Regions from separate parts of the Homo sapiens genome. Here all the other regions are linked to region 4. A link is a contact called in ENCODE Hi-C or POLR2A ChIA-PET data. All regions are on one chromosome and are shown on one strand. Each heading gives the region's core, a stretch centred on a gene start or an enhancer-like site at or near the end of the contact. The rest is flanking DNA. Distances are from core to core; before and after follow the strand shown.

Region 1 (4,655 bases), core at 682-3,181, 390 kb after region 4:
CTGTGTTTTGTTGCATTGCATTATACTGTACTATACTGTACTGTCCTGTTTTTTATTATATTTCTTTCTGCTGCTTATTGGTTTCAGTCTTTATGTATCTGTCCTTCAGTCTAGCAATTGTTTATCTATTTCAGTATTGACTGAACACTTTCAATACTGACTACTATATTCCTGGCCATGTGCTAAGCTTATGACATGCACTATCCCAGTATACACATAAAGAAACTGAAACTCAGAGAGATTAAGTGACTTGGCCAAGGTCATGCAATCCAGGGAAAGGCAAGTCTGGTTGACTCCATAACCCATGTTCTTAACTCCTACACATATTACCTTTCAAGATTGGTGATATGTATAGTGTCTAGGGGTGAGTGGAGGGTAGGGTGGGCTGGAAGAGAAAGGAAACATCCTGTCTTCTTATGTTTTAAAAGTCAAATCCTATTTAAAACAGGTGCCCATTTTTAGGATCATAATTTTTAGCCCTAACTTGTTCATGGCACAAGTGAGGGAGAGTATATGTTTAAAAAGTCAGGGCTGAAAAATTAAGCCTAAGCTTGCAAGCTTGTGAACACACATATAGTTCCATGAGCTCATGTGATTTCTTCAATCTGTTTAGTATACTCTAGAATCATGATTTTATTAATATATTAGTTTCCTGGGTTTGCTGCAACAAATTAACCACGAACTTGGTGGCGGAAGACAACAGAAGGTTGTTTGCTTACAGTTTTAGAGGCCAGAGTCAAATTGTCAGATGGGGTTGTGCTCTTTCCAAGGGCTCTAGGAATCTTTCCTGGCCTCTTCCAGCTTCCGGTGATTCCTGGAGGTCCTTGGCTTATAGCAGCATCACTCCAATCTCTGCTTCTGTCTTCACATGGCCTTCTTCTCAGTGTGTTTCTGTGTTAATTTCTCCCTCTCTTATCCTATAAGGACAGGCCATTGGATTTAGAGTCCACCCTAGTCAAGGATGATCTCATCTTCAGATGCTTACCCAAATCACATATGTGAAGACCTTTGTTCCAAATAAGGGACACGTTCTGAGGCTCTGGACGGACATACCTTTTGGAGGCCACCATTCAACTCACTAGAATAGGTTTACAGTGCTAGGCAATGCACAGTGCCTCTGTCTCTATAATTGTGTGATGCTCTACCTGCCGCTAGCTCTTTCACACATGATGTATAAGGATGAATGAGAGGCCCTGGGAGGCTGTGAGTGTCTGGAAGCCAACACAGTCAGATGGCGTTAAGCTGCCTTGATTCCTTCAGCAGTAGCCGTCTGTCAGTAAATAAAAGTCCAGACGCTTTGCAGAGCTAATGTGTCTTGAAGTACTCACACTCTTTGAGAGAAACTTGAGAAATGGGAAAATTGGGCTCAATATGTGTGAAAGAACTGTATCCTCTTCAGGGGAAAGCCAGTCTATACGTTTCAGAGAGCATTATTATTATACAGAGACACAAACACACAGAAACTAAGTGAAAAATCATATCTGCTAATATGCTCATTCTGGGGACTTGCCCCATTTCCCAGGCAGTTTCACGAAAAACTTTCCCTCTGAACTACCTGAAAAGAATCAATACCCACTGGATGAGTCATCACAGCCCAGGCTTCTTCCACAAACACAGCTGGGGAGGGCTGCTTAATGCAGTGTCCATTAAGGTTAACGGGCACTTCCAATAGGGTTTTTTCACGTTTCCCTTGACCAAGTTCAACTCACACTTCATCCAGACAGGTGAGTACTAAAGACTCATGTTTCATGAGTCCAGCTGCCCTGGTCATTTTGATCAATTCAATTTTTGGTTTCCTGGGAAATGGCATGGATGCCTGACTGTTCAGTGTTTGTCTTCGGGCAATTCAACACATTCAGTTTAGTTCTGCAAATGTGTCATTGGAGACTGTTCAGTGTTGGGATGCTGTGTTTGCCAGGTGATTCTACCTCCTGGGACCACATCCAGTGGGAGCTGGCAAAGTAAACAACCAAAGGTACAAGGGGAAGTGCTTTCCTCCAAGACTGTGCAGAGCTCCATGGCAACCTGCATGGGCAACAATTAATTCTTTAACTTTTTTTTTCTTATTGCAAAAAATAATCAACATTTCTGGTAGAACATACAGATAGGAAAAAAGAGAAAAACCGGAACTACTTATAATCCCATAACACAGAAATAACACTTCTTCACATTTGGTCTGTATCTGCATCTGTATGCATCTTTGTATCTTGGCCTACATTTGTGCCTGTCCCTTTGTCTGTGTGTGTGTCTTTATCTGTAACTAGATCTATATTATGCTTATATTTATCACTATATTTAAATAACATTTAAACATTTCCCATATATGTACCTACACATTTTATTTTATAATCTACTTGTTTACTTAACAGATCATTGCAAACATATTTCCATGTTACATGCATTCTTCTTCAAAATTTTTAGTAGCTGTGTATTATTCTATTGTATGGACAGAAGTTAGTTATTTAACCAATCCTGTACTACTCTGAATTTAATAATTTTATAGATAAATTTGTACATAAACCCTAATTTTGTCCTTAGGAAAACCCCTAAAATTGAAGCCTCAGTGTCAAAGTTAGGTATGTGTATGGAGCTTTTGCCTCAAAGGAGCAAGAAAATTTGCCTGGGAGGGGTTGGGAAGGAGGGAACAGGAAAGCATGACTTTTGAGTTGGGGCTTCAAGAAGGAGCAGAGTGTGGTGGAGGGGAGAGGTGACAGTCTTGGAAGAAGAGAAAAGGGGCAGGCAGGGGACTGCGGGGTGTGTCCAGGGTGCAATCTCTGAGCTCCTGAGTTCTGGGGGTGCTGTTGGGGAGGGCCTGGAGGTGTGGCCTGAGGGTAGCGGAGGAGGAAGGGAAGGGGACACACACACTGCAGATGTATCCAAATCTTTAGGGTTTTATGTTTCAAAGTGCACATTCCTACTGCTTTCCTTCCAGGTTTGAGATTTTCGTCTCTGCCCTCTCCCTTTGAGAATCCCTGTATAATAAGAGGCATGACTGATAGGCAATGTTGCCCATAGGAATAGTGTGGAGGCAGGAAAAGAAGAATCATTGTTAGGAACAGGAGGGAGCCACTGAATGTTTGTGGGCAGAGAAGTGACAGATTCCATGGAATTCACTTAGATATGCTCTGGGCTTCTCAAACCATCCGTGGTGAAGGACCAGCTGTTTTCTGCCTTTTCTCATATATTACAGACTGATATTTTTAGAAACTATAATAAAAAATGAGTTACTAGAAAAATGTAATAAAAAGGTACAAAATGCAAGCACCAATTATTAATTATTAGTTTCAACAGACACAAAATAGCTTGTCAAATTGCTACAAAAGCTTCACATGCTTGTCTTAATCTCTGTTCTCTCCTCATTGCACACCTGTAATCAACAGTTTGCCAATGTCCCCACTCTACAAATGATAGCATGAGTGCAGCCTCTGCTCTGCAAAGATCTGATCTGAGGGAGAGAGGCTGATTAGGAGGCTGTATGCTGTATTTTAGAAGACAGAGAGCAGATCAGGGCCTGGTCTAAGGCAAGAGCAGGGGTAAGAAAAGGAGGGAAGACAAATGAATGAGTAAGACTTTTGGTCTTATTTCAGCCATTTTGTTTTATGCTTAAAAAATGCTTTTGATTAGTTTCTTTGTTTTCTGTCTGATGCTACAATTTTTTAGGGGTGGCTTTTATTTTCTGTAATCATTTGGAAGGTACACATTCTGTTTATTAGCACTACAAGTAGTTTTCATTAAGTTTTTCAAAAACGTATGGCACCTTTATTTCTCCAAACTTGATAGAGGAAAAAAAAAAAAGAAAAAGAACCATTGTCTTTTGACCTCCCATTCTCTAAAATGAGAAATGCTCTACATTTCAACTTTCTCCTACTCTCCATTTTTCATTCTTTACTCTTGTTAATATAATTTGGGGGTTATACCTAAATTCTTATTATTAAACTATTATTATATGGCTTATATGTCTCATTTCATGATCGCTTTTGATATATTATAACCATATTTATAATATTCATTTAGATATAGCTCTGTGTTTAACTGGGTTCTGTGTTTACTGTTGGTGCTTTTATACCAAAGCTTTTTTTTTTTTAAAAAAAAAATCAAGTTCATTTATTTTGAATCACCTCTTGCTATGATGAATGAAAGCATTAAGTAAAATTGCCAGGGTAACCAACTGGGAGTGTGTGTGTGACATGAGAAGAAAAGCAGCCTGACCTCTTGGAGCCGGCTGGCATCACAGCTAGACTTTAGTGCTCTCCTGTTGAAAATAACTTCACAGAGCATCAGTGTCAGACCAGGCTACTCTGTGATGATGGTGGAGCATGACAAAGACAAGACCACTTCATGACCATGTCTGAACACAACAAAACATGTACATTGTACAAGCCACAGAAGTGACCAACCATCCCCCTCTCATGGCTAATACAAGGGATTGCTGCTTCTTTACCAAGTACAGCGTTAATCTTTTCTGGTCTTCCCACATTCTAGATAGATAAGATTTATTAAGATACCCATTCATAAGATACCCCTGCTTCTGGACATCAGCCAATCCAAACCAAAGCCCTACACACTAAAATCACTTAACACAAAACACAAATCCTACAAATGCTTTGTAATGCCCTCTCACTAACAAGACTCAAGGTTTCCCACGGTGTGAATTC
Region 2 (5,228 bases), core at 505-3,004, 280 kb before region 4:
AGTCTACCTGAGGGCAGGAGGACACAGTCCATGAAAGAGGCGATCTTTCCAGGTGGTCTGGGCAGGGCATTCTGGGTAGAAGGTACAGTATGAGCAAAAGCCCAGCATTTGGAATCATCTTCAGGAGTTGCAGGATGTTTGACATAGGGTGTGACTGGGGGCAGTTGGTAGGCAGGTGAGATCCAGGCTGTGAGTGCCTCATGCTGTGAAGTTTGACTTTATCTTGTAGATCGAAACCACAAATGGGCTTTGGATGGGCTATTTGTGGCCTGCATATGTGTTTTGTTTTGCTTGTGCAAATGTTTTCCATCACTAGTTGCCATGATTTAAAAATCAAATGCTTTCCCTTAAACATCTGAATATGTACAAATTACCACTGTCTGAAATTTTTTGGAAGATTTATTAATAGATGGTCTAGCAGTAGTGGGCCTGCATTCCACATGGCACAGGAAATGGGGTATGTGGGCCCCTGTTGCCATGGTCTCACCTGGTCTACCCCATACACTGACTTTGCTTTCCTATCCTTATAGGCTTGGGCTGGAGGTAGTGGGGCCAGTGACTTGCTTACTTTCATTTGTTTCCTGTTTGGTCAGCAGTGGTCCCAGTGATGACCGCCTTACTATCTCATTAACCCTTTTCCTTTCTGAGGTGATTTTCCATTCCAAACTCTTTAGACACAAAACTGCTCTGGAGCCAGGCATGGTAGCTCACTCCTCAGGAGGCTGAGGCAGGAGGATCGTTTGAGCCCAGGAGTTCGAGGCTACAGTGAGCTATGATCATACCACTGTACTCTGGCCTGGGCAACAGAATGAGACCCTGTCTCTTTAAAAAAAAAAAAAAGAAAAGAAAAAACAACTCCAGTGTGTGTCTTCTAGATGTTTTTGTTTCACTTTCAGGGACTTGTCTTGCTGTCTTTTAACTTTGTCATTATTACTATTTTTTAAAGCAAAAGAGAAAGTTTAAAATACTGGCATAAAGGTTAAGTGAATTGTCATTGTGTTTTTAATAACTGAGGAGGGCTTTTGTTTGGAATGATATTTATAGTAAGTTGTTCTTTTTCAATTATTAGTTTATTAAAATAGTAAATTTTAAAACCTAGTATTTCTTGAACTTTAAGCTCAACTTGTAGATAAATTTTTATTTATAAAGTAGTAATTTTCATGTCAAAAATGGTTTCACTTATTCATTGATTAACCTCACTTAGTTTCTAAATTTAACAAATTAAAGTTATTAAGGCTGTTAGCACCACTTAAAGATTTAATCAGAGTCCCTTGATGTTTTAAACTGTAATCACACATTTTAAGTATCTGTTTCTCTCAAACACCTTAACTAAGGCTGATAACAAAACCGAGGAGCAAAGTCAGCCTCATACTTCAGCAGCTCTTGGGAATTAGTGCAGTAATCCTACTGGAAGCCAAGAGGAAAAAAGAGTGCGTTAGTCCAGTCAAGGTTACATGTTTTGAGGTATTGATTGATTGATTGTCAGCATACTAGATCAGTTTGTACCTTCCAAGGTGCTCCTTCCTATCTCAACAGCTAGTTTCTTTTCTCTTTTTGTGTTTTAAATCAGGCAGCCTCCAGAACCAGAATAGGTTCAGAGAGACTCTCAAAAGCTGGTTGCTTGATAAAAACAAAGCATACTTGTGAGTAGGAGGTTTGGGTGTCTGTAGTCTTTCAGCTGGGGGTTACCTATTTGCATAGGTTGCACTTGTCTGCAGCCAGGTGTGCTAAACTACCCATCATGTAAATTAACAGAGGCTCTTGAATGTACTTTTTTTCTCTAGTCAAGCAGTAAGGATTTATTCTTTTCATTTTTCACAACATAGCAAAAGACACCTCGTTAATAGCTTTTCACTATAAAGACTGTAAAGATTGAATTACTTTCTCATTTGGTTGGGACTCCTAGTGGAGTTGGACACTGAAATTCCTTTGCCAAGGCCCTTGGCCCCACCTCACATGAACGCTGTAACTGTCGTGTAATTTCTTGTGTGGGGCCTAGTGTGGGCACCGGTGGGATGCTGAACCCCGGCTGTGACACCGACTTTGTCTTGTCTTATTCTCCAGTGTCCTATTGACCTCCTCCTGGAATCTCATTATTGATGTGCACAAGGGAAGTAAAGTAATGCAAGGAGGCACAGCCTCACATTATTTAGAAGAAATGCTTTTGGAGAGGCTTGAAATCGATTTTTTGAAATCTAAATATTAGAACAAAAGAGATATATTTAGTCTGCATATCTTAATAGGAGTCCCGGCTTACAATAAAAACATTTATTAAACAGTTAAAGATGGAAAGCAGAGATAAGCAACCATTTTCAGGAGAGGGCCAGGTGGATGAATCAACACAATTGGTCTTTTTGGCAAGAATGTTAAAACCTGTTGGTTTTGATTTTGTTAATTGGAAACAGCGAGGGAGATTAACAGGTGCCTGAGAAGTAATTAATCAGGGATTTAGAGAGCTTTTATGTTATCAGGGAAAGGTGATTTTGAAAGTGTCCACTCCAATATTTAAGAGTACTGAGTGGAACAAACATTTACATTTTTACTGTATTGATTAGCTTACTCATTGGTGAGCCATGGACTGTGGAAAATGATCATTTGTGGGGGTGGGTGATAAAAGACTAAGAGTCAATTTAGAGTGAGGTTTGGTGCATGAAAAAAGGTGTCAGATATTTTACTTCTGACTGCTCATGAGAACAAAGGCATCATAATGCTTATAACCAACCTGTTGTTACACTTGACTCCTCTGTTTTTAGAGGCAGTGGGGTGGCCACTCACTCTACACTTGCCAAATCACCCAATTAGGAAGACAAACCAAGAAGGAACATTTTACGTGACTTTAGAATTGGGGAAATAGGTGAGTAGGAAGCTGTACAAAATATGCACATTGATTTCTGCATGTTAACTTATTTTGGGTTCTAGAATGTAGAAGCCAGTATCAGTGCATCCATGTTTGTGTGCTATAGCCTTTTGGATAGAATTTGATCAGTATCAAAATAAATACATGCATACTTATTGTACATTAATTATTTCCCTCCTGGAGACAGTGCTGGATTCTTTTTTTTTTTTTTTTTTTGAGACGGAGTTTCACTCTTGTCACCCAGGCTGGAGTGCAATGGTGCGATCTTGGCTCACTGCAACCTCCACCTCCCGGGTTCAAGCGATTCTCTTGCCTCAGCCTCCCGAGTAGCTGGGATTACAGGCTCCCACCACCACACCTGGCTAATTTTTTATATTTTTTAGTAGAGACGGGGTTTCGCCGTATTGGTCAGGCTGGTCTTGAACTCCTGACCTCAGGTGATCTGCCCACCTCGTCCTCCCAAAGTGCTGGGATTACAGGCGTGAGCTACCACTCCCGGCCTGGATTTCTCTTAAAGGGTGTTGCGTGGTTGGTTACAGATAATTTTTTTTCAACTTTTATTTTAGATTTGGAGGTACACGGGCAGGTTTGTTACCTGGGTGTACTGAGTGATGCTCACGTTTGAGGTATGAATGATCCTGTCACCTAGGCACTGAGCATGGTATGCGATAGTTTTTCAACCCTTGCTCCCTCTCCTTCCCTACTTTAGTCGCCCCAAGTTTTTATTGTTGCCACCATTATGTCCATTAGTACCCAATGTTTAGCTTACACATATAAGTGAGAATATGCGGCATTTGGTTTTCTGTTCCTGCATTAATTCGCTTGGGATAATGGCCTCCAGCTGTATCCATGTTGCTACAAAGGAAATGATTATTTTTTTATGGCTGGGTAGTATTCCATGATATATGTGTACCACATTTTATATATCCAGTCCACCATTGACAGGCACTTAAGTTGATTCCATGTCTTTGCTATTGTGAATAGTGCTGTGATGAACACCTGAAGGTCACCAGAGAATTTGAGGACAGGAGTTGGGAGGCGAAGTGGAAGGGAACAACTCCAGGAAACCACCAATAAGAGGAAATTTTATTCATGGTAATGGTTTTTTTTCCCCCCTGTTACCATTCAATGGCTATTTATTAAAAAAAAAAATGTGTTCAAAGCAGTGCACTGGATGCAGATGAGGATACGATAGAAGACAACAGGCATGGTAGTGGTTCACACCTGTAATACCTGTGCTTTGAGGCCAGGAGTTCAAGGTTACAGTGAGCTCTGATTGTGCCACTGCACTCCAGCACGGAGCTTGGGCGACAGAGTGAGACTCTGTCTCAAAGGGAAAAAACAAAACCAAACAAAACAAAACACAATAGACACATCCCCGTAAACACAGGGAGCTTATACTCTAGTGTAATGCTGTTCAATGGAACCTTCAGCAGTGATGGCAATGATATATAGGTATGTTGTCCAATATGGTAGCCAGTAGCCACATGTGGCTATTGAGTGCTTGAAATGTGATCAGCATGACTGAGGGATTGAATTTTTTATTTTATTTAATTTTATAATCATTTTAAGTTAAATAGTTGCACATGGCTAATGACTAGTTGGGCATTTGTAGTGGGTCAAGTGAGTTCTAGTTCTAGTCTTCATATTTAGAACACCTCATTTGCGGTAACTAGGAAAATTTGATACTAAAATCCAGAGTCTCGGGCTCAAATAATTCCATATACTGGGAAATCAGAGTCCCATCTTGGATATATTTTTGCTGTGACATTTCCCAAAGTGGGTTCCATGGAATGCTAGTCACATGAGATATACTGACAAAAAGAGTGCTGTGGTTAGTAAGGTTGGGAAACACTGCCTGCTGCCATATCCTTCTGGAGCTGCATAATGAATACAAGCATATTTACAGACTCTGATAAGTCACACAGTAAAGAAATTGATACTTGGTAGAGATGTATTTTGGCTCAGTTTCCCAAACTTAGTTGGCGATAGCACTCTTTTATTCACCAATACCTCTGAACACTTTTCGGGAAATGCTATTCTAGGGAGATAACTGATCTTGGTTAGGACCGTCTTAAAAATGAAAGGAAGAGGCTGGGTGCAGTGGCTCATGCCTGTAATCCCAGCACTTTGGGAGGCCGAGGTGGGTGGATCACTTGAGGTCAGGAGTTCGAGACCAGCCTGGCTAACATGGAGAAACCCTGTCTCTACTAAAAATACAAAAATTAGCCTGGTGTGGTGGCGGGTGCCTATAATCCCAACACTTGGGAGCTGACACAGGAGAATCACTTGAACCCAGGAGGCAGAGGTTTCAGTGAGCTGAGATTGTGCCACTGCACTCCAGCTTGGGCAACAGAGCAAGACTCCGTCT
Region 3 (4,846 bases), core at 127-2,626, 340 kb before region 4:
CACCTGGAATTGTAATTTACTCAGGGGCACAACCACTTCTCTTCAACTCCAGAAGCTTCTCCGTGCATCTCTAGAGCTAAACCACCCATGAAATCTTCCTGGAAGGATGTGAAGCTAGAAAGGGGTTGGGCTCGGGGAACTGTCCCTTTGAGAGCTGACTTTTCCATTTAGTAATTTTTTTTAACTCTTGAAGTATTTATCTGCTTGATGGGTTTGTAGATCCTTTGGACGGAGATCACCTATCATCTATCACCTTTTGTTTTGTCTGTGTGTGTGTGAGAGAGAGAGTCTGAGTTCCTCAAAGCTTTTTTCTAGGTAATTTTTGATACTTCAGATTACAATGGATATCTATATTCACAAAAAATATTAGTGGGATAGAAAGAGTATCTTTAGGTAGGAAGAGGGGCGCAGAAGTTACAGCCAACACAGAGAATCCTTCAATGTTTGTAAATATCTGTTAATTTCCCTTGCCTCTGGAGCAGTTTTCCCGGTTTCAGAGCCTCTGCTCCTAGGTGCACGTGCAGTGTGGTAGCAATGGATAGGTTTTGACTTGCCAGGTTTATGCGTGCCATTCAGGGCAGGGGATTAGGGTTAGGCCAGTGAGTGACCTAGGACACTCAATTTAAGGAAGCACTCGCACAAACCTGAGAGTTCGCGCGCCTCACCCCAGCCCAGCCGTGTGTCTGTTAAGCATTTATCATAATCCTGCTGCATGAAAATGCCCGGCGAGCTTACCTGTGAGGATCACCTGCCACTCCCCTCCTCCGCCAGACAACGCGGAGGGCCTCCCTGAGCTGTGACTTTGCTCCGCCGGTGATAATTTCCAGGTTACTGTGTAGGAGCGTCTGGCGCAGCATCGTGTGCGGAAGACCGAGAGAGGGAGTGTGCGTGTGAGCCTGTCAGGCCGGGCGGGTCCATATCCGGGTGGACCGGGTGGGTGGGGCTGCCCCTCCCTCCAGGTCCCGAGGTGGATAAGGGGTGGGGAGTGACGTGCAGAGATTCCCTTTCGCCCCTTCGGATCCAAGAGAGGGTGGCAGAAGGAATGCGTGGGTGACTTGGCGTGGATTTAGGGCGTGCCCACCCTGCAGATCGGCCTCCTAGAGTGTCCCGAGGGCCTGAGAGGCCGCAGGGACACGAAGGAAGAGAAGGAGGAACCCGAAGAGGGCTCGCCTAGCCGGCCACCCGCTCCGAACTTGCCCGGGAAACTAGTGCGGAGGGAGGGGCCGGGCCCTGGCCGCGGCGGGAGGAGGGGCGGCCGCAGCTGCATCCAGCCCCGTTGGCTTCCTTCCCAGCTCTCCTTCGCCTCCTCCTCCTCTTCCTCCTGTATGAGTCAGGCATTTCCCGGGGATTTGGAGCAGGCACGCGCGGCCCGGGCGTCCGGAGCTGTAGCAGCAGCAGCAGCCGCCGTGCCGGGGCCGCCACCGCGGCGGGCACCCGCGTCCCGGGCGCCCACGGACCATGGAGAGGGCAGTCCAGGGCACAGACGGCGGCGGGGGTAGCAACAGCAGCAGCCGCAGCAGCAGCCGTGCTACCTCGGCGGGCTCCTCGCCCTCCTGCTCTCTGGCGGGCCGGGGGGTCTCCAGCCGGTCGGCGGCGGCCGGGCTCGGCGGCGGGGGAAGCCGCAGCAGCCCGGGCTCTGTGGCCGCTAGCCCGTCCGGGGGAGGCGGCCGCAGGAGGGAGCCGGCGCTCGAGGGCGTGCTCAGCAAATACACCAACCTCCTCCAGGGCTGGCAGAACAGGTAACGCGCCAGCCGCCCGCGCCACCGCGCGCCGCTGTGTGTGTGTGTGTGTGTGTGCGTGCGTGTGTGTATGTGTGTCTGTGTATGTGTGTGCGCGCGCGATTGTGCCTTCAGCGAACCCAGTGATGCCTCCCAACGGTGCCCTTCCTGCGTCCCTGCTCCCCTCCAGGTGGGGTTCTCAGGATGGGGCGCGCCGTGGCTCCACCCCGGGACCGCACCGCAGTGGCGGGGAGGGAGGCGAGAGCCCTGGTTTTCTTCTATGCTGGCACCTGCAGAGACTGGAGTGGTGGCAGGAGGATCGTGCTGGTCCCCGTGCTCTGCTTGTCCGCGGTTTCCCGCACGCCTGAAGAATGACTGGGAAAGGGAGGCAGAAGGGGCGTGCTTTGTGCCGGGGTGAAAAAGCGTTAGCACGTCCGCTCCGATTACAGTAATTCTCTAAGTAACAGTTCATTTTAAAGTTTGGTGTTTCAGAACACCACCACCATCAACAAAAAACCTGCCACTTGTCATCCTGGGCGACTGTGCATACTCCTGCCCCAGTTTGTGCCTTGCAGCCTCCGATGTTTGTAATGGAAGTTTTGTTTAAAAACAGAAAGAGGCCGGGCGCGGTGGCTCACCTCTGTAATCCCAGTACTTTGGGAGGCCGAGGCGGGCAGATCACGAAGTCAGGAGTTCGAGACCAGCCTCGCCAACATGGTGAAAACCCGTCTCTACTAAAAACAAAAAAAATTAGCCGGGCGTGGCGGCGCGCCTGTAATTCCAGCTACTCCGGAGGCTGAGGCAGGAGAATCGCTTGAACCCCGGAGGCAGAGGTTGCAGTGAGCCGAGATCGCGCCATTGCAATCTAGCCGGGGCGACAGTGCGAGACTCCGACTCAAAAAAAATAAATAAATAAAATAAAATAAAATAAAATAATAAAAAGAAAGAAAAAATACCCTCCCCCTTTTAATATTAGTAGCAATTTACATTATTATCATTATTTCCTCTTCAGGTCCCATTTGAAGTTTCCTGCTCACTTCCCCCTTGCAGTTGAGAAGCCTAGTTATGGACACGTGGAAGGATGGGGCTGTCGAGGAAAGGGGCTCAGGAGGCACTTGGAATGGTGGTAGTGTGTGTGATCTGCCATCGTGAGGAAGACAAGAACAGATGTGGCACTACTGTTTACTTTTTGTTTTTGTTTTTTTTTTCAATTTGTTTTCCAAAAACAAGCCAGAGGGAAATACAAGTGTCAGTGCGAGGAGAACAATGCTTTTTGGAGAGGTGGTTGGTGGGATATTTTGTCCTGCCTATTTAACAGTCTCCAGATCTTAATAGACTTGGGGCTCTTAAGGATGTTTGTGAGATTTGAATTATACCCTGGAAAGTTGCTTATCTCTGCTGCATGGACTATATTACTTGGTTATCTCTTCCTGTAGATTGTTTGGAAATGTTCAGATTTGCTTCCATCTGAAACATATCAGCCAGTTATCTGCACGAAACTCAACTTGGAGGAAGAGGTCTTTTGAAGTATGGAAACTGAGTTGTTTCTATATTGATATTCTACATATAGGACTTTCTGAGTCACCTGGGCTTCCTGGGAGATGTGTTACTATGTTAGTGGAAGTTGCACTTAACTTTTGAATCCTTTTATTTCTCAAAATAGTCCTAGTGTCTGCTGTTGCCTCTCCCTTCCCCTTTCAATTCGTGAAAGCTGAAAAAGAATAGGTAGAATGCGTAGGTAGAGGGAGATATGAGATGACTAAATCTGATTTCAGTTCTTGGTAATTATGTCTCGTTAATGGCAACTCAAGGTGCCTTGTCAGTAACAGCATTTTGTTGGTGTGTTGAGCAATCACTTAATGCTTTTTCTTCAAGTAGATTATGAGGCCAGCAAAGCTTTTACCCTGGATTACAGTTATTTTATTATTTACTTGCTGGGGAACAATATTTTACCTTGCAGTCTGTATTAAAGGATTTGTTATTTGGAGTGGATTTAGGAGGCATTGGAGTAACATTCTTTTGCATTATTTTAAACCCATTGTGGTGTTTAGATTGGAGGCAAGGTTGAGAAGAAGCACATTTAATGCCAATAATAATACCTACGTGATAGCAGGCTACCTAGGTGAAATGTGGTATTAAGTACACTCCTGAGCATGCTTAAGTGATGTCTCATCTTTATTGAGTTTGTTTACTGCAATTTATAGCTGTCTGCCTATGTTTGTTCTTACCACAGTAGACTCACCGTTTTCCAAGTCTACCACTGACTCCATAAGCATCGTCTGTAATTGTTAACATCTCAGTGTCAGGGTTTCTATTTCCCACATTTTGTTCTTTGAACGATGGCTGAGGGTCCATTAGTGGTTTGGAGAAGATTACGATGACTCTGTGCTTGCAAAATTCTCCCTTCTCTAGGGGTCTTATGAAGGGACAGATGGATTAGTGAAAAGGAAGAGAGAAGAGGATAAAAATAGAAACTTTGAAAATGTATTCATTTGTTCAATTATCTATTCACAGACTGTTTTATTGAGCACCTACTATGTGGCAGGAACTGTTCTAGGAGCTGGAGCTACCACCCTTCCCTGGTCCAGGGAAATGCCTTAGTACAAATAGTTAGCCAACTGATTCCTGCTGCCTTTCTTTCTGGGCCTCATAGCATCTTCCTTTGGCAGTTCTTTTCAAAGTGCCCACAGTTAATGACAAATCTATAGCAACCAAGTTCTTGGTTCATCCTCTCAGGCTGCTGTGCAATTGTAGTGCTCTTCACCAGCTCCCAGGACTTAATACCAATCACCCACTAACAGTTTGTACCCTGGTGTCCTCTTGCATGTTCTCAAGTTGCTGTAAAACTTATATTTTAACACTTGGCATCATATTCTGCCTTTATTTGTAGCCTCATCCTCATGCCCTTAGGAAGGCAGTTTGGGCCAGAACACAAAATAAACGACATAAAGAGAGGTCACAGAGAAGAACACTGTATGATGGGAACGTGCTCAACTCAGGAGAGTAAGTTCAGGACATTTGGCTCACACTCACTGGATGAGAATGTGAAATACTTAGAGTATGGGGAAAACATGCATTAAGGGCTTTCTGTCATTCATTATTATAGATATTTAAAGAAAATATTTCAG
Region 4 (4,897 bases), core at 2,398-4,897:
CTCAACAAATGAATTATAGGTGGACTGCAAAGCTAAGTATAAAAAGTAGAACAATACATTTTCTGGAAAACACAGCAGACTATCATCATGGCTTCAAGTGAGGAAAAGATTTTGTATAGGTATACAAGAGATGGAAATAGACTATATTAAAATTATTAATTCCTAGGCAATTTGCAACACAAATGAAGGCCTTATATACAAGACAAAGAATTCCTATTAACATAATAAATTTTTAAAAAACCAGGAGAAATGTATTAGAACCAACACCTTATAAAAGGGAGATTTCTAAATGGCCAGCCTTATTAACCTAGAAATATCAAACTAAACATCATGACAAATCATTATTCACCCACCAGAGAGGCAAAATTAAAAAGATGACAGGGGTTGACTGGGATATGGAAGTAACCATCAATTCCACTTTTAGAAATACATGCATATAAGCACCAAGGGAGATGTAAGAGTATTCCTCTAACATTGTTGGTAATATCCTCAAACTGGAAACAATGTAAATACCCTTTAGCAACAGAATGGATATGTGTGAGAGCCAGCTACAGACATACACAAGGAATACTATATATAGCAATGAAACAAAAAAAACGTGTAGCTGCAAGCAACAACCTCGATGCATTTCACAAATAGTGGGCAAAAGAAGACAGATAAAAATCATACATACTCTATTATTCCATTTCTATAGTTCAAATAGATGCATCTCAACATGTTTAGAGAGAAATACTGAATTGGTAAAACCATAAATCAAAGCACCAATAAAGACCAATATAATGATTACCTTTTGGAGAGGGAAGTGGGACAGGATAGTGACCACAAGGGGTCATGAGGAAGCTTCTGGAGTACTGGCACTGTTCTGTTCTCTTGACCTGTGTCACGGATACAAAATTGCTCACTTTGCAGTTAATTCACTAAGGTGACCCCTGAACAATGACTGCCAATCAAAAATTCACATAAAACTTTTGAGTCCCCCAAAACATAACCAGTAATAGGCTATAAAACAGTGATAAGTGTCACACATGGTGTTTTAAGTGGATACTAGCAACACTTGAGCTCATAGTAGCAACAGATGGCTATATTATAGAACAGTATTTTATGCAGTTATGATTTAATATGGCTTTACATTGGTTTACATTTCTCAACTGTGAATGGCGCCATGTAGTGAGCTTAAGTTTTCATAAATTTTAACATATGATAGACTTGTATATATTTTATGGTAGTAAATGATAAAAGAATAGTACCTAGGCCAGGTGCAGTGGCTCACCTGTAATCCCAGCACTTTGGGAGTTCGTGACAAGTGGATCACTTGAAGCCAGGAGTTCGAGATGAGCATGGACAACGTGGTGAAACCCCATCTCTACTAAATATACAAAAATTAGCCAGAGATGGTGGTGGGCACCTGTAGTCCCAGCTGCCTGGGAGGCTGAGGCATGAGAATCGCTTGAACCCAGGAGGTGGAGGTTGCAGTGAGCCAAGATCATGTCACTGCACTCCAGCCTGAGTGATGGAGCAAGACTGTCTCAAATCAACAGCAAAAAAGTAGTTATCTATATACTTTGTGCATTAATCACATAGCTTTTTCTTAACTTTTAAAATATTTCTAGGCTATGCGGTTCATTTGCAAGCTTTTTTCAAATTGTTGTAAATCTCCAAAAATGTTTCAATACATTAATTATATAGGTTTTTTGAGACAGCATCTCACGCCGTTGCCCAGGCTGCAGTGCAGTGGCACGATCTCGGCTCACTGCAACCTCCGCCTCCCAGGTTCAAGCTATTCTCCAGCCTCAGCTTCCAGAGTAGCTGGACTACAGGAGCCTGCCACCACGCCCAGCTAATTTTTCTAATTTTAGTAGAGATGGGGTTATACCATGTTGGCCAGGCTGGTCTCGAACTCCTGACCTCAAATGATCTGCCCACCTCGGCCTCCCAAAGTGCTGGGATTACAGGCGTGAGCCACCATGCCTGGCCAAAATTTTTCAATACATTTATTGAAAAAAAATCCATGTGTGCAACTCATGTTGTTCAAGGGTCAACTGTACATTTTTGTGTTCTCTTGTGTTACATTTCACAATAAAAATAAGACATGACATTTCATTACTGTTTTTGGTCTGTCTCAATTTCCTACTATTTCCATGGCAGACAGCTGTTGAGCTCAACATTACTCCACCTATCTCGATTAAGGACTATGGGCAACATGGCAAAACCAGCATTAAGCAGCAGCAGCTACAGCAAGATGAAAAGAGTTCTGGAGACTGGTAGCACAACAATGTAAATGTACTTCACTATTGAACTGTATACTTCAAAATGGTTAAGTTGGTAAATTTTATTTAATATGTATTTTACAACTCATTTTTTAAAAACGAGAAACAGCTCCAAATTTCATGATCTTACACCCCCTTGGCTATGGAAACTCAATACAGGATGCTTTTATACTATTTTAGTCCTCTGGTCACTTGGTCATGGCCTAGAATGCAAATGAATTAAAACTCCACAACTATAAACTCAAGTAGGTTACAATGTAAGTCTTGAAAGGGAATTTTCTTTGGAGTTGCTGCCTCACTGCCTTATTTATACTACAGAGCACTACAGCCTAAAAGCTGTTTTATAGTCTAAAACTTCAAGGCCACGATCTTTAAGTTCCTTTGGTGTACAATGTTAGTGATCACACATGAAATGAATTAAGAGATCTAAAGAATATTTTAAGTCAATTATCCTATATTCCAATGTATTCAAACTACTATTTCACTTTTGTGCTACAATACAAGTGCTCAAACAGTTACAATATGGTATTTTACTGACAAGATACACTGAACCAAAATGTTGTTTCCTGAGAAAGGTGAGGGGTCTTTCCTTTGGGATTTTTCTAATGAGAAAATTCTATACTGAGACTTGACATTTCATTACCAGAACTTCATGGATGGTTTTGTTAGGTCCCTATCCTTATTAAACAGAGATAAAATTCCTAGTTGGCTAGGTGTTCCCCCTCCCCAAATCCCTTCCAAAAACAAAACAAAAAACAAAAAACAAAAACAAAAACAAAAACAAAAAAACCTGAGATTTTCATTCCAGGGTAAAAGAAGGCCAAATAAAATAGCTTGGTCTAAGATGAAATAATCTAACGTATTTTTTTCCACACATTTTCTTTAAAACCTTTGTGAAAGTCAACAAGGAAGAAGGAGGTATGTGTTCAGTACCAATTCCTTTCAAAACCAAAAGATTTGTAAAAAACAACACTTAACACAAAATTTGAATTAACTTTATTTCCCCTACAGTCAACAACTTCTCTGCATTGAATTTTAAAGCAACAAAGTAAAATAAAATCCCCCAAATGACAAGGTATCAGAAATCCAGACTTCGTTACACTCTATTTGTGAAAATGTTCAGCCATTTTATTGTTCTGTAAAGGAACCATCATCTGGGTCAAAAATGAATTCTATAAATCAAAGAATATTCTACACCTTGGAAAAGAAAATCAGCAGTAACATTCTCACTGAATATTGTAAATTACATTTTTCTTCATAAAAGGTACATACTATTCTGCACTTTTCCACCAAAAGCAGTGGTGTGTTATGCTTGTTATATAAAAAAAAGTTATATCCTGTGGCAGGAAAAACCCTTTCTCTTTCACTTTTACTAAACAACTGGAGAAAATGTTCAAGTCTGTATAAAGTTGCCTATAAGCTGGAAAGTGAACTTGTTCAATCTCCATTTACATTTTAGTGCATTTTTTGACAACTGTCACATTTTTAACAAAAGTAAGAAAATGCATATAGCACTAAAGAGTGTTTCATCAAATGCTTAAGGGATTAAAAAATATGGAGCAGAGAACAAAATCATTGTGAATGGATGAACTGTTGTAAAATGAAAAAAGTCCAGGCAAAGTTGTTACAAGTCTTTTGTCACTTTGATGAGTCACAGAAAATGAACTTTGGATACCTGTCCACTTTAAGGGTTTTTTCCTTAATCTTTTGCATGTAAACATAGTGCTAACTTCAGTACTAAGATACCAAAACTCCGTCCTGGTAAGCAACATCCTGTGTAGTTGCCATGATTTCCAAAAAATATAAATTTAGCCCTTGAATGAATGATGTATGAAATCTGCTCTGTAAGTACCTGGTGAAAACGACTGCTAACAGCAGTAATAATGTGTCAACATAAAAAAACTACTTGAATCAATTAGCTACTCAGAGGTCCATCTTTGAAACAGCAGCTTCTTCTCAGAGCAAACAGTAAGCAACAGAAAATATACATTTGATGAAACATTCTTTGCATTAGAGAAACATGAAAATAAATATAATTCAAGGAAGTATAATGATTCTTCTAATATGTCTTTCTCAGACCTGTACTAGTTTACCGGTTCAAGAAGCTCTCATCACATTTTGTCACTTGTATTTTACATATTGCTATTCGGGTAATTCAAATAAAATGCAGGTCTTGTAAAAGAATAAAAACATTGACAAGTATGCATGTGCCAGGGACCAAATTAGAGGGTTCTTTGGTGCAGTTAGTCCAAATTCTCAGATTTGAAGGATAATATGTACCAATAAAAAAAAAATCTGCTGCTAGACATTTACAGCAGTGCTCTGTCTTGCTTCACATTAGAAATCGAAAACAGCTGTTCTCAACAAGCCAATTTTATTTTTTTAATCAGGCATTGCCAGAAAATTTTGTACATTAACCTGGACCAGTGATGGTTCTGTACCCTCTTTGCTGTGAAACACGACATGAGCTAAAGGCAAAGACCGGTTCTCACAAGGACAACTGCTTCAAGTTAGGAACCAGAACAGTGCATTTAAACAGTCTTCTTAGATATTTTCTTGCCTTTCTTAAAAACCAGCTTATTTTTAATGTAGCCACGCTTCCTTTTGGTAGTCTATAAAAAAACAAAACA

What was found. A loop is a pair of places that touch in the nucleus more often than their neighbours do. ChIA-PET counts read pairs that join two places held with the same protein, here RNA polymerase II (POLR2A). Pooled maps may share reads with other maps.
Region 1: a map with no recorded cell type shows a loop between it and region 4 (4-fold over the local background). The contact joins two enhancer-like sites. A Hi-C loop is called at or near these places in 14 of 37 single-sample maps with no recorded cell type and 7 of 50 pooled maps.
Region 2: a pooled map shows a loop between it and region 4 (5-fold over the local background). The contact joins two enhancer-like sites. A Hi-C loop is called at or near these places in 5 of 37 single-sample maps with no recorded cell type and 7 of 50 pooled maps.
Region 3: a loop to region 4 is called in a pooled map, with 12 times the contacts of the local background. The contact joins the promoter of OSBPL10 here to the enhancer-like site in region 4. A Hi-C loop is called at or near these places in 1 of 37 single-sample maps with no recorded cell type and 8 of 50 pooled maps. POLR2A ChIA-PET finds 5 or more read pairs at or near these places in 1 of 52 experiments (PC-9).

The regions. Positions count from the first base shown.
Region 1 is chr3:31,245,312-31,249,966 of GRCh38, reverse strand. No RefSeq gene overlaps it. Among named protein-coding and RNA genes, the nearest start is that of MIR466, 86 kb to the right of the region's middle. RefSeq lists an enhancer at 4,357-4,426. Within about 2 kb of position 1,931, at least 2 of the 41 ENCODE cell types and tissues checked have a DNase peak (open chromatin) inside an H3K27ac peak, as active enhancers do.
Region 2 is chr3:31,913,942-31,919,169 of GRCh38, reverse strand. The region is part of intron 1 of OSBPL10 (oxysterol binding protein like 10); the gene reads left to right. Among named protein-coding and RNA genes, the nearest start is that of OSBPL10, 65 kb to the left of the region's middle. Within about 2 kb of position 1,754, at least 2 of the 41 ENCODE cell types and tissues checked have a DNase peak (open chromatin) inside an H3K27ac peak, as active enhancers do.
Region 3 is chr3:31,977,792-31,982,637 of GRCh38, reverse strand. OSBPL10 (oxysterol binding protein like 10) reads left to right here and starts at 1,376. Exons shown (of 12, transcript NM_017784.5): 1 at 1,376-1,739. The coding sequence starts at 1,459. ZNF860 (zinc finger protein 860) reads right to left here and starts at 888. Exons shown (of 2, transcript NM_001137674.3): 1 at 736-888. RefSeq lists a silencer at 1,617-1,686 and an enhancer at 3,241-3,290.
Region 4 is chr3:31,635,966-31,640,862 of GRCh38, reverse strand. It overlaps STT3B (STT3 oligosaccharyltransferase complex catalytic subunit B), which reads right to left. Exons shown (of 16, transcript NM_178862.3): 16 at 3,247-4,879. The coding sequence ends at 4,799. Among named protein-coding and RNA genes, the nearest start is that of OSBPL10-AS1, 66 kb to the left of the region's middle. Within about 2 kb of position 3,647, at least 2 of the 41 ENCODE cell types and tissues checked have a DNase peak (open chromatin) inside an H3K27ac peak, as active enhancers do.